Regions from separate parts of the Mus musculus genome. Here region 2 is linked to region 1. A link is a loop called in an ENCODE intact Hi-C map of the cell type or tissue named here. Cell type or tissue: gastrocnemius. All regions are shown on one strand. Links, peaks and the distances in the headings refer to the core of each region. The heading gives the core; the rest is flanking DNA.

The links. A loop is a pair of places that touch in the nucleus more often than their neighbours do. Peaks named below come from ENCODE experiments on the same cell type or tissue, not always from the same donor. Only the 100,000 strongest peaks of a DNase experiment are listed, where the experiment ranks them.
Region 2: it touches region 1 in a loop (12-fold over the local background); 11 of 42 quality-filtered maps call a loop at or near these places.

Annotation. Positions count from the first base shown.
Region 1 is chr3:64,725,693-64,728,619 of GRCm38, forward strand. It overlaps the pseudogene Vmn2r-ps11. Among named protein-coding and RNA genes, the nearest start is that of Vmn2r7, 7.6 kb to the left of the region's middle. In gastrocnemius, for the core only: no CTCF peak of the experiment used is centred there; a DNase peak (open chromatin) is centred at 1,659.
Region 2 is chr3:64,561,357-64,564,283 of GRCm38, forward strand. It overlaps a transcript of Vmn2r6 not described here. Among named protein-coding and RNA genes, the nearest start is that of Vmn2r6, 3.0 kb to the left of the region's middle. In gastrocnemius, for the core only: no CTCF peak of the experiment used is centred there; no DNase peak of the experiment used is centred there.

The sequences.
Region 1 (2,927 bases), core at 112-2,611:
AATAAAGAAATAAATAAATAAATAAATAAATAAATAAATAGACCTTGATCAATAAGTTTTACTTATAATGCTGAAATTTATAACAAACTAAAATCACTGTATCAGATGTAGCTCAGGGTGTCTTGTGGAATATTTGTGGGCAGTAGTGTGAGCTCCCAGAGACTAAATCACCAACCAAAGAGAGAGCATGGCCTGGACCTAGGTTGCCTCCTTAGCAGCAGTGCAGCTTGGTTTTCAAGTGGGTCTGCCAACATCTGAAGTGGGGGCGGACCCTGAATCTGTCACCAGCCTCTTCTCCCTGTTTCCCTAACTGAGCAACCTTGTGTGGTTTCAGTGGGAAAGGATATGCCTAATCCTGCTATGACTTGATGTGCAGTTGTGGAAATGGGGTAGGGCAAAGGGACTGGGAGGGACCTGATAAAAAGATGACTGCTGGCATTCTTCCCCTTCTCTAAGAAGGGAGCAGGGAATGGGGAGAAGATCAGTGTGAGAGGCACTGGGAAGAAAAGCCGACCATGATGTTGGGATGTAAAGTGAAGGAATAAAAGCATTTTAAAAATCCTTGCTGTACAAGTTTTATTTATAATATTAAGATTAATAACAAACTAAACGTGCTACATAGTAAACTTAGAACCAGCTATAATATAGACACATGCTGGGCTACAAGGGTCTTGTAGATCATATTCCTGAATGCATTCAATGATCCTGGCAAAATCCAAAACATTGCAAGCAAAAAAAGAAAGAAAGAAAAAGAAAGAAAACAGACATCAAAGCAACACTTAAAATTACATTCCCAATTTCTATAATTTACCTATATTTTTTACTTCTTCACCTCTCTAGTATCTTTAATAGGCAAAAAAAAAAAATTAGTTACTGGGAGAAAGAAATCAAATGAGGTGAGCTGTCCTCTTTCTCATGGTTTTACAGCCAGTCAGCTTTGTGTTTCCATATTCATGTCCAATTAAAAACAGTGCTTACATAAAACACTAAAGGGCTATATTTTGTGCAAGTTTTTAATTTTCATATTCCTCTACATTATCTCATTGAATATGAGAACATGGCTTCTAAATCTACAATGTATAAAAATATTGTAGTGAAAGAAAGTCCTTCCCATTTTAAAAACAGTTCTTTCACAAGTACTCTTCTTACTGTAACACTAACATGTGTTTGTTTTTCACATGACGTCGTTAGAATCATTAGTCACCCTGGCTACACTGCACTATGAAGTACATTAACTATCTCTACTGGATCCTCATTGAAAGATGTCTTAGCTGTTGGTAAGCATAGTCTATCTCTCATTGACTCAAGAGTTTCCCAAAGAAACTGTTTATTTCTAACTAACTGGAGAACTAGGAGTCTGCCCTCATTTCCCCATCACTGGCTCAACCTTCATAAGTTACCCTGAACTGACACTCTTGCCTTGACCAAGTGCTATCAGTGTGCCATTTGTCTCCAGAGTCTTCAACTTCCAATGCTCTGGGTCTTTTATAATCTTCCTTATAATTTCAAGGTATTGCTGACCAGTCTTAGTGAATAGCCTGAATCTTGGGGGCTCTCTCCCAACATGCTTTTCAGAGTTTGGATTCATCTAATAAAATGTCTCATTGGTTAGGGACCACTCCTCAGTGATAATAACATGAGAATCCCTACTGAGCTTCTGGGTTCAGTCCAGAACCTTTCCAGAATGCCTCAGAATGATGCCTGGCCTCCCTTTCTTCCCAGAGGGCAGCTGTTTTGAGATAATTACTATTTCGTTGCCAAGGATACCTCTTGGCAAATTATATTTACCACCCACAGTGACTTGTCCTAATTCTCAAAGGACATTGTATTCTAGAGACAATACAATTACTAAGACATAATATTCTAAGTTATATTGTTATTTTAAAATGGGTACTTTATACTTTAAAATGGTATCGTTATGACTTAATCTTTCTTGCATCATGAATTAGATTCAGATTGAGAAGGCTTCTGATTTGTGTAGTAGCATTTGGTATCCAGTTTGGGACCCTTCATAAAAACGGTCTATTTCTATCAAGGGAACAGGGATTTCATCCTTTAAATGCCATAGAAGTCAACAAAGGTCAAGAAAAGGTGACAAAAGTCCTCCTCTGTACTCTCACAGGGAGGGGTCTTGTGAAATGCACAACTGTGGGAGCTCAATGCCTCATTTCCAAGCACACAACCTCAGGTGACTCTTTTGTTTTACCTTTTATAAATGAGCAGACATGCACTACCATGGCAAATGCAAGCTTAGATAGGGATCCAAAAGCCCATATACTCTTTTAGTCCCATAAAAAGAAAGGACATGAGTGAAGTCTGTAAGGTCAGAATCTAGGTCTAGTCACTTCACTAGTTGAATCTTTCTTCCTCTCTTATGATCCTGGCACTCCACCATTTTTTACTATGAGTGCTATAAATTCTCTGGCTGAGGTGTACATCTTCCAGAGTCAAAATAAATGCAATACTACCAAGAATGCTGCCAGAGTTAGCAGTGAGAAACTTGTGTTGTGTTTTGTTTTGTTTTGTTTTGTTTTGTTTTGTTTTGTTTTGTTTTTTTGCCTACCAAGCTGAGATTGTTTCTTTCAAAGAATTTTGAACTTAGGTTTAAGAATCTCTGATTCAGACAAATGATGGTGTTGTACCCCTGGGGCCCAGGTGTAGAGAACATGACCCCCAGAAACACAGCTTGACTATAGATCACTGCAAAAACAAGAGGTTTTTATTCCTTTTTTTAAAAAAATTTTTATTAGGTATTTAGCTCATTTACATTTCCAATGCTATACCAAAAGTCCCCCATACCCACCCACCCCCAATCCCCTACCCACCCACTCCCCCTTTTTGGCCCTGGCGTTCCCCTGTACTGGGGCATATAAAATTTGCGTGTCCAATGGGCCTCTCTTTCCAGTGATGGCCGACTAGGCCATCTT
Region 2 (2,927 bases), core at 163-2,662, 160 kb before region 1:
AAAGAAAGAAAGAAAGATAGATAATGCACATACAATATTAAGATAGATTTCTTTTTGAGATCTATAAAATATCCACATGCTTTGAGCCTATAGCTAAAATTTTAAATTAGTCAAAAATTAATTAGTTCTTCCCAAAGGAATAAAAGCTATCTGCCTCAAACTGGGTATTTAGAATATTTAAAAAGCTGGAATAATCTTCAATATCCAGTGGTAGCTTCTAAACTGTGTGGGAACATTTTCTATTTTCAAAAATCATTGAATAGAAAGATCATATAGTAGTGTAAATAGAACTGGCCTTAAAATGAACAGCGGGCCTCTTACTATGATTAAAACTGCATAGAAGGGATGGAACTACCCCCCGCCCAAAGACTAACAAAGAAAATATCTCAATGTAATTAGGTGAGATTTGGGTAGAGTTTCCTTCATTCATTAGTTTCTATTATGATCCCCACAGTACTATTACACACTGTATATCCTTTTTTCCTTCAAAAACCCCCATGTCATAAATTTAACTTGTGTGTGCCTTAAACAAAGCAAGATATAAAACGCTCTCTTCTTTGTATTATTTCATTGTAATATTTTCAGAATAATCTAAATCTTCCTTATTTATTTAGTTTAACCCATGGCCACCTGAAACTAGTATCTTGCAAAAGTTGTTCATTTCCAAATGAAATTTCTCCAAACCCCATCTTGAATTCATGAAGCAGTTACTGTTTTAGTAAATGATGACACAATGAAAGTAACATTAGATTAAATTCACTCTAGCTTCTGAATTCTATATAAAGTAGTCTTGTAAGGGGTTCTCAAACTAGGAGAATTTGCATTTCATGAAGAAAGTGTAAACTGCTTGGAGAACATTGGAACTGCATGTGACTAAGGGAACTGTGGAATGTTAATGGTGGAAATTAATTATATAGAACTAATTTTAAAGAAATATGTTAAATATATAAAACTAAAATTTATATATGTGTGTATATATATATATATATATGTGTGTGTGTGTATGTATGTATGTATATATATATATATATATATATATATATATATATATATCACTTCTTATAACCTTCACTGTGAAAATGGAAACAATTTAGAGAAATGAGGAAAGTGTTAATTAGGGACTCATCATAAATCTCATTGGTCAGCAACCATACTGAAGGTTGCTCCTTCCAGTAATAACTTGGAGCATGTATAAAAGGAAAGGATTCGTGACTGATATTGATATCATGTAAGAAACAGCCAAACAGCTATAAAGACCAAACAGCATAATGGAAAAGTCTGCTATATTAGTTACTATGTCTAATACAATTAATACCTGCCCTACCCTCATACTATAACAATCTTAAGTTTATTTTCAAAACACTCAAAAATAGACATTAAAAAATAAAAATGCAGTTTTTATGGCTATGGAATTGGAGACTAAAGTTTTGTTTTCTTTTAATTTCTGGCATTATTTTTATGTCTAATCTCTGTATGTTTGTACTTGTATAAGATACACATATTAAGAGACATTAGTCCTGTCCCAACTTTCCTTTTCTGACAATAATTGTTATATTTGAGAATTGAGAATTCCGTTTTTGATACGATAACTTTCAGGAGTCAGCAGTAGCAATAGAAGTTTTTCTGCAAGTCAGAATCCTATCGTGAACATTTCCTCAGACATAAGGCAGAGTTCCCAGAATGCACTTAATGAGCTTGTATCAGTTAACAGTGAAGCTGCAGCACATTGTGCAGCATTTGAGCTTCTCAAACCTCAGTGTTCACACACACCAACAGATGTCTTTGAACATGTAGATTCTCTTCTGCAGGTGTGGTATGCAACCCCTGATTCTATATCCTTAACTAGCTTTTAGATACTGCTGCTTCTGTTCCAAGAGAATTGGCTGAGGAGTGACTTTCTGAGAACCTTCTATAGAAAACTACTCCCACTGTAAACAGAGATTGTCAGGGCCCAGCCTTGACACAGAATAGGAGTTCTCAACTGGAAGCAGGTATATATGGAAGGTACATAATAAATATACACAAACTACCTTTTGGGTACAAACTGACAGGGAATTTTTCAAGGCTTAAAGGTTCTCTCTCTTCAATCTCACTCTCTGCTCTCATTCTCTCTTTCTTGTTCACTCACAGCTTGAGGCTGCACACACTCTGCATTCTCCTGTGCTCTCTGCTTTTCTCCTGTGTGCTTTTCTTTACTCAAACTCCCACACTCACACACACCTCTGTGCATTCTCCATTAACTCTCACAGACACTCTTAACACACGTCACACACACACACACACACACACACACACACACACACACACACACACACACATGCCACATGCACTCTCCTTTCACTCACACACAAACACACCATACACACCTCACATTCTCTCCTGACTCACTCTTCACATTCTTTCTTTACTCACTTTTCTCATGCTCTTCTCATGCTCTCTTGGCCTTTTCTTGCCCCAGTCTTTCATTGATACTCCAAAAGGAGGTAGAAAAAATATATTGTATAATCATTGCCAAATCAAATTCAAAATAATAACCACGTCCCACAAAGAATCAAGAATTACAATTGTTCCCCAAAGTTTCAAGCTTCCCTATTCCCAAGCCTTTAGCCAAAATAATAATTATAAACTTATCATTATTTAAACTTTAATTTTTAACTTGTTATACTTCAGAGCTCAGAGCTCTGAGACCAGCTACTTGAATTTTCTAATGCTACCTGAAGCTCTAATGATAAGTGACATGGGCAAAGCTGCCAAGCAGTGGCCAGAAAGAATCAACTTAGCCATTAAGTCAGTAGTTCTGCTAGCTTTCTGCTTCTGCACATTGCACACACTGACTCTCTAAGAGTCTGAGTGTTTTGACTTTGTTTTACTAATATATAATTTTATGTGTTCTATTCTTTATTATCCAGGAACCACTCTCAAATGTT